Linked DNA regions of Homo sapiens: region 2 is linked to region 1. A link is a contact called in ENCODE Hi-C or POLR2A ChIA-PET data. All regions are on one chromosome and are shown on one strand. Each heading gives the region's core, a stretch centred on a gene start or an enhancer-like site at or near the end of the contact. The rest is flanking DNA. Distances are from core to core; before and after follow the strand shown.

Region 1 (4,028 bases), core at 703-3,202:
GAATTCATGATTTAGTTCTTGTTTTGTTGTTGTTCTTTTTCTTTTTTTTTTTTTTTAATCTGTGCTGCCATAAACGCCTGCCCTTCTGCAAATTCAGGAAAGATTTAATTGCTGTGGAGCACTAAATCTCAATTTCCAGTGTGTGTGGATTACCCTGTTTGTGGAATTAAATTTTATACAGATGTCTCTTTTGCTCCTGGTTAGTGGCTCTAATTAAATAAATGGAAATTCTCGCAGGAATTAGAAGCTCCTACTTAACAGTGAAGATTTCGGGATCACAGTGCATAATCTGAATATAAATGACCCAGAAGCTGAAACATTACCCATAATCACATTGACGGTTCCAGAAAGAGCGATAAGGAGAGTGCTGTTAAGGGAGGCGAGCGCTGACGCCAGAAGTTGCCATATCCCCAGAAACCCCAGTTTGCCTTTTCACCGTCGCAAGTGAGAACCAGAGCGCGTTAAAGGCCTCGGAGTAAAAAACGCAGCGTCTGGGACTGCGGCACCCGGGTTGAGTCGGGTGCAAGTTTCTGCCGAAAGAGGGCGTCGGTCTGAGACTAAAAGAAATTTGTGGACACGGACGCCTAGTCAAATGAAAGACCATTTTAACACATTTTCAATGTATTTAAATGTGCGGGACTTAATTGTCAGAATTCTCCCGCCCAGTGTAGCCCGTTCACATTGCAAATGACTTGGCTGCAGTAGGCACAGAAGGTCCAGTTCCATTTTGACCCGCCCCGCCGCGCGGCGGACTCCCGCGATGCTCCTCTGGTCACGGACTTCTCCAGAGCCGCTTCCCTCCGGTCTCCACCGCTGCTGTGGCTATGGCCAGTGGGAGGACTGGGTCTCCGAGGCAGGACCTTTCTTGGAGTCGCGGAACCCCAGCACAGTGCCTCGAGCGCTCCAGAGAAGGAGCGGTTGGATCTTTGAGCACTCAGGTTGGAGGGGAGCGTGTGTCGTACCCGGGGGACCTACCGGGAACGTTTTGGGAAAGACAGTCCCTTTATTTAGGTACCTGGTTTAGCAAACAAAGCCCCGAGGACGCTTTGGGGATGCTTTCCAAGCTTTGTGACACCTCCAGAAGTTGAACCATTCCCTCGCCTTTGGGAGCAACAAGTTTCACTTTCCTGCTCTCAGTGCGCTGACAGAGGGTCCGTGAGCTGGGACACTGTGACCTCGGCACCGCTGCGATTCCAGCGCAAACCTGCGTGGCCCAGGGGGAGGGGGCTGGCGCGGGGCTGAGGAAGGCGGGGTGTAGGTGACGCCCGGGCCAGCCGGGCACACCAGGTCCGCGATGGAGCCATCTGCACTGGGACCTTGGTCCTTGTTCCCTGACCTTGCGCCGAGGGACCAGGAAGGTCAGGTGCTCGCCCCGCGTCGGTGCTTCAGGAGGGAATGTGGCCAGAACGAGAAAGGTGAGAGCAAGCGGCACCTAAGGATTTTTGCACCGAAACCACAATTTCTAGAACCATCCCTTTCCCCCAGTCCTGGTTTTTTTTTTTTTTTGCACGGTGTGTGTGTGTATATGTGTGTGTGTGTGTGTGTGTGTATGTGTGCGTGCGCGCGCGCATTTCTCTACTTTAAAGCACGTTTCCTTTTTTGAAGCCAGGAGCTGGAGAGCGTGGAAAGGGAGAGGCGGTGATCGCACAGGCACGCGGCGTGGTGGGGGCTCTTGCCGGTGCAGACGTGGGCGATTTCAGCTTTAAGGAAAAGGCAGAGGGCCTGCGGGGAGTGGTGGTTAGGGACAGGGGCGCGATGGGTAGTGAAGGGGTGCAGGGAGGAGCCCTGATGTAAGAATGTTAATGAGAGACTCCCCCAGCCCAGCCCCCACATCTCCCCACCCCCACCCACCCCACCCGCTGGAAACACAAGCCCGGCCTCGGCGCGCCATGTGTGGTAACACGCTCAGCCGCTGCCACGCTATTTAAACGCGGGCTATGGATCCAGGAACCGGCGCGAATCAATGAGATCAAATGCGAGGGAGATGCACCGTCAATTACAAACACTTGGACAAGTCTAACTTTTTTTTTCTTCTACAAAAACGCTTTCAAAAGCAACCTTAGCAACGCCCAAATAAGAAGCCACCTCTAAGCAAAATAGTATATGTATAAACGGAGGGCGAATATATACAAGTATATATATATGTATATTACAGACGCACAGGTTTACACCCGGTGAACTTTTTCTTTTTCTTTTTCTTTTTTTTTTAAGAAAAACTAGTGACATTGCAGAGAAGGACGCTTCCTCTCTATCTTTTGGCGCATTAGTGAAGGGGGTATTCTATTTTGTTAAAGCGCCCAAGGGGGCGCAGGGACCTTGGAGAGAAGAGTGGGGAGGAAAGAGGAAGGGTGGGTGGGGGGCAGAGGGCGAGTCGGCGGCGGCGAGGGCAAGCTCTTTCTTGCGGCACGATGCCGTCTCTGCTGGTGCTCACTTTCTCCCCGTGCGTACTACTCGGCTGGGCGTTGCTGGCCGGCGGCACCGGTGGCGGTGGCGTTGGCGGCGGCGGCGGTGGCGCGGGCATAGGCGGCGGACGCCAGGAGAGAGAGGCGCTGCCGCCACAGAAGATCGAGGTGCTGGTGTTACTGCCCCAGGATGACTCGTACTTGTTTTCACTCACCCGGGTGCGGCCGGCCATCGAGTATGCTCTGCGCAGCGTGGAGGGCAACGGGACTGGGAGGCGGCTTCTGCCGCCGGGCACTCGCTTCCAGGTGGCTTACGAGGATTCAGACTGTGGGAACCGTGCGCTCTTCAGCTTGGTGGACCGCGTGGCGGCGGCGCGGGGCGCCAAGCCAGACCTTATCCTGGGGCCAGTGTGCGAGTATGCAGCAGCGCCAGTGGCCCGGCTTGCATCGCACTGGGACCTGCCCATGCTGTCGGCTGGGGCGCTGGCCGCTGGCTTCCAGCACAAGGACTCTGAGTACTCGCACCTCACGCGCGTGGCGCCCGCCTACGCCAAGATGGGCGAGATGATGCTCGCCCTGTTCCGCCACCACCACTGGAGCCGCGCTGCACTGGTCTACAGCGACGACAAGCTGGAGCGGAACTGCTACTTCACCCTCGAGGGGGTCCACGAGGTCTTCCAGGAGGAGGGTTTGCACACGTCCATCTACAGTTTCGACGAGACCAAAGACTTGGATCTGGAAGACATCGTGCGCAATATCCAGGCCAGTGAGAGAGGTGAGCAGGGGCGCGTCCCGGGCCCCGGGCCCTAACCCAACCGCTCTCCGCGGCTCTCCCTGCACACTCGTCCACTCTGCAGACCCCACTCCCCACTGCGGCGCTGAGGTCGGGTGCGCGCGGGCACTCGTTCAGGTATGCGCCGTGTGGCTGCGACAACCTTTGACGACCGCCCATCGCGGTGTACGTAGAGGGTCCCAGGGAGGTGAAGGGGTTGGAGGAGAGGGCGTCTGTAGCTCCTGCGTGCCCAGGTCCAACAGGTGCTGTCAAACACTTCGATGTTTTTTCTTCCCAGTTTCCACTTTGCCAGCGCCGGGCTGGTGATTAGGGGGCGCACTCCCAGTGCCTGGCTCCATCCAGGGTCTGAAGCATCCGAGGCGGAAAGAACTTGTTCCCCAGTCCTTTGCCAGCGTGCGCCCCCACTTAGTGCGGAAGCGTCCGCGGACGCCTCGCAGCGAGGCGTCGCCACTTAGCTCGCCCGCTCTTGGGGTTTCTCTGACTGTTGTTTCCACAGACCCCAGGTTTCTTTTAAAGGCTTGTTGACTCACTCTTCTCATTCCTTTCATTTCCCTTCCAGCCCCTTATAAACGAGCTTCTGTGGTTTCCACCAAAAATGCCCCTGTGTGTCTGAATTCTGGCGACACTCACTTCTCCCAGAGTGTTCTGCAACGCAGTTTCTAATGCGCCCAGAGCTAAGCTTTGCGGGAGTGCCTTTTGAAGAAACGAGCGCTGAACCTTCTTTCCACCTGTCCCCCAAGTTTTCTCCATGGGTCTTTGGGTGTTGGAATAAAACCCAAACTGGACAAAGAGCTCGAGGCTGAGGATGGTGGCTATGGCTTCGGGGAGCGGGG
Region 2 (3,695 bases), core at 695-3,194, 320 kb after region 1:
TGTTCTATAACTGCACTATTTTTTTTCTGGAAGCCATTTGCCGTATAAGAGCAAGAGCACAGGTCCTGGGGGCAGGGCACAGTTGTGAGTTCAAGAGGCTGGAGGAATACTGCAATGGCTACAGCACAGAGAGTGGTGGGAGATCACATCAAATGATGAGCAAGGCCCTCATTGTAAGGCTGTGTGGGTGAAATTTGGATTTCATTCTGAGTGCCACAGTGAAGCAGTAACAAAACCCTTTCCTGAGGAGCCTCTTGACTTTCACTCCTATTGAAACCATCATGCCCTTTATAGGTTCTTCAGCTTGTGAGAAAGGATATTGCCTGAATTAAAAGAACTGGCAATAAGTGAAAATTATTTAGAGAACAGACAGATAAAACAAAATTCTCAGAATCAGTTCAGTACTTCATGAACAGGGCAGCCAGTTACGTATTCAACTGTGAAAGACTGTCCATTCCCAAGGTTTTGACTTCAGATTATTTCAGGCCTGGTAGAACTTGGTTATACCAGTGGGATCTTTTATAGAGGTTGTAAAAACTTATCTCTGTTTTGGGGCTAGAATCTTTATCTAGGTGTTGCACAGAGTGTTGACGCTGGAGCAAGCTGCTCAGGTTCAAATCTCAGCTTTTCATTTACTAGCTAAATATACTGAACAGTTGTTTTATGCTTCAGTTTCCTCATTGGTAAAGTAGGGATAATAGTATTTAACTTACAGGTTGATGGGGGATTAACAGTACATATATGTCATTTATGACAGGTTGCTAGAGCAGTGCTAGTAATGTCAGCTTTGGTTATTATTATCATTATTAATATTTATCTCTCCTATTCTCTCTTTTTAATAGGGTTTTGAACTTTTGGGTTCACTGTTTTTCACATAAACATTTATTTAGGAACTAAATATCAAACTTGCCTCTTTCCCTTAGCATGCTAAGATAAATGGATATTCCTGAGTCTGAGGGAAGTTAAGGACAGAGTTTGAACCTAAGTTTTATTCTTATAATAGCAATTTTTTGGGAAGGACCCAGGGAGCAGTGTTTTCTTTCCAATGAGATGTCAAACTCTCGGATGATATGGAGCTTGTGTTGTAGAGAGATGATTAGTATTTTTGGAACCTCACCCTTTTGTCTAACACTTTGTATAGAGTGACAATAATGAAAGGAAGACTAAACATAGAGTCAGGATTACAGGGTTCAAATCTAAATTCTGTTCCCAACTAGCTGTGTGACCTTGGACAATGGAGCACCATTATAAAATTGGAGGAGGGTTTAATTACATAATCTCTGAAGCACTTTCTGGTATTAACATTATACAGTTCAGAGTATATTTCCTACAAACCCTTGCTTTAGGCAAAGTCTCTACATAAGGAGAAGTCTCGGAGAAAGGGTAATAGAAAAAAAGAGCAATATAAGGGAAAACAAAAACAAAGGAGAACTAGATTATTAGGAAAGAAGTATAATAAGAAAAGGAAACTAAAGAAAAGCAGGTTTAGTCAGATAACTTGCTAACCTTTTAAATTGAACACTCACCTTATGCCATGCCCTGGGGATGTGACAGTGAACAGGCCTTTGTAGAATTTACAGAGTGTTGGGGAATATGTAAACAGGTGGCTATAAAGACAACATAAAATGCTAACGTCACTTGTAGGATAGAGTGAGGCTTCCCTGAAAAGAATGGTGGAGTCTGAGGGCAAAACATTCTAGGTACAGAAGGTATCTACGAAGGTCCTGGGATAGGAGAGAGCTGGTATTTTCAAAAACACAGGGATTTTATGCATGGAGGCGATCAGGAAAAAAAAATGAAGCAAGAATAAATGAGCATATTCTCCAAGGACCAACTAACAGGGTTGAGATAAATATTATCCATTTTATCCCCTCCTGCATCTGCTGTAATGTAGGATGGCCTGAAATGAAACACCCATGTGGTTTGACCCTCCCCAGTTGCTATTGCTCATCCTATAATAAGCAGTAACACAAATCCTAGCCTAGTGATTCCCCAGTGAATCCTTTCCTGGCCATCTTAAGGCAAAAAAAGAGCCTTGTGTTTTGACGGGGAAATTCTTTAGTACAGAAAAAAAGTGAGGAGAGAAAGTTCAATATGCTTCCCTCTGTTTCCCTCCTACTCTCATATCTGCATCCCATGCAAAGCATTCCCCTTTTTCTTAGATTCTATCTTCCTCCCTCAAGAACAGCTTTTACCTCCCCGTTTTTTTTTTTCTTTTTCTACTTTTGGCCCAAATCATAGTACTGAAAATGTAAAACCTGCAGTTTTGGGTATGTTACCAAAGGAAACAGTTTTACTTAAAATCTTGTTTTTGCCAAAATATTTTCAAAGTAGCTGGAGAGCTGTCAAACCACAGTGGCTCTCAGCTGCGTTTCCTTCTAGCATTTCCCCAGGTTCTCCCAGCACAGCACTCAGTAATTGGATATTATTTGAGGAGAAGGGAAAAAAATGCTGCACGAGAGAGTTTGTAGATTTAAGAATTATTCTCCGGGTGCTGAAGGCCAGAGATCCAGAGGTGCTCAGCTGCCAAACTCCAGGGCTGCGTGACTGTGTATCATTCCTAGATGTAGCTTTCAGCGGGGAGACCCGGAGGAAACATGCTGGTAACTGTCAATATTTGGATTGCCATTCCAAAGTCTTTAGATTGTTTTCTGCCCTTCCTCATGTGGCTTTGACCAAAAGAATTTATTCTGAGAAAAAAAAGTACTGAAAACTGTTTAAAATGACATGCTTTTTGACATTGCAGGTACTGACAGCCTTCCCCTTCTCCTAACCATCTCTTCTAACCCTGGCTAGCATTAGTGGGTTTTAGGCACCAGGATTATATCTTTAGACAAATTTAAAAGTAGGCAGTTAACTTTTATGCTCCTCTAACAACTTTCTTCAAGGACCTTAGAGGAGGTACCAGCTTAATATTTAAGAACTTATTATTTATTAAGAGGCAGTAGTTACCATGCTCACTTAACTCATCCAGAAACTTAAGTTCAGGAAGTGATATGACTTTCCCAAGATCATACAACAATCCTAAACTGCTTCTTCCTTACATCATGCTTCTAATACATGTTGTTGTAAGATAGAACAAAATTAATTAAATTAAATTATAATAAAAATAATAATTTCAATAACCATATAGGAATCATGATAATTATCAATTATCAAAATGGTTATCACAAATCGACAATAGATGTGGCATCAGGACTCAAGTGCCACTGCTTTCCAAATATTTTTACCAGATCTGCTATGTCATTAGGGTCCTGGTAGGAAACAGATGTTATACTCTGAAGCAGTAACTGAAGAGAGTTAAACGGAGTGGACAGGGTCAAGGGAGCCAATGAGAGGATACAGCAGCCAGGGCTGGTAACAGTGAGAAGCAACTGACACTCCATCAGCCCCAGGCCTGGAGGGGCTGGGAAGGAGCAGTGACGAGAACCCAGTGAAACCTCTCACTACAGCAGAGGGGCTGCCTAACATGAGCTGATGGGGAAAAAACCCAGACCTTGCTTTTCTCTTCTTTCTTCTCTCCTGAAAGGGCCACCCATTGACGAAATCCAACAACAAGCCAGAGGACAAAGAAGACTGAGTGACGATGTCTGGAGGGCTTAGATTTCTTCTCTTAAATACCATTTATGTGCTGATGACAGCCAGTTTTTTTAAATCTCTAGTCTTGAATTTCAGTCTTGAATTTCAATTTTCTT

Evidence for each region. Hi-C counts contacts between places; a loop is a spot of excess contacts on that map. ChIA-PET counts read pairs that join two places held with the same protein, here RNA polymerase II (POLR2A). Pooled maps may share reads with other maps.
Region 2: a loop to region 1 is called in a map of chondrocyte, with 2.9 times the contacts of the local background. The contact joins the enhancer-like site here to the promoter of NPR3 in region 1. A Hi-C loop is called at or near these places in 3 of 168 maps with a recorded cell type or tissue (PC-9, chondrocyte and sigmoid colon) and 3 of 50 pooled maps. POLR2A ChIA-PET finds 5 or more read pairs at or near these places in 2 of 52 experiments (AG04449 and activated CD4-positive, alpha-beta T cell).

The regions. Positions count from the first base shown.
Region 1 is chr5:32,709,369-32,713,396 of GRCh38, forward strand. NPR3 (natriuretic peptide receptor 3) reads left to right here and starts at 1,953. Exons shown (of 8, transcript NM_001204375.2): 1 at 1,953-3,177. The coding sequence starts at 2,409. RefSeq lists an enhancer at 2,314-3,039 and a silencer at 2,915-3,209.
Region 2 is chr5:33,030,412-33,034,106 of GRCh38, forward strand. All of the region lies in intron 1 of LOC105374715 (a long non-coding RNA gene), which reads right to left. Among named protein-coding and RNA genes, the nearest start is that of LINC02120, 85 kb to the left of the region's middle. Within about 2 kb of position 1,945, at least 2 of the 41 ENCODE cell types and tissues checked have a DNase peak (open chromatin) inside an H3K27ac peak, as active enhancers do.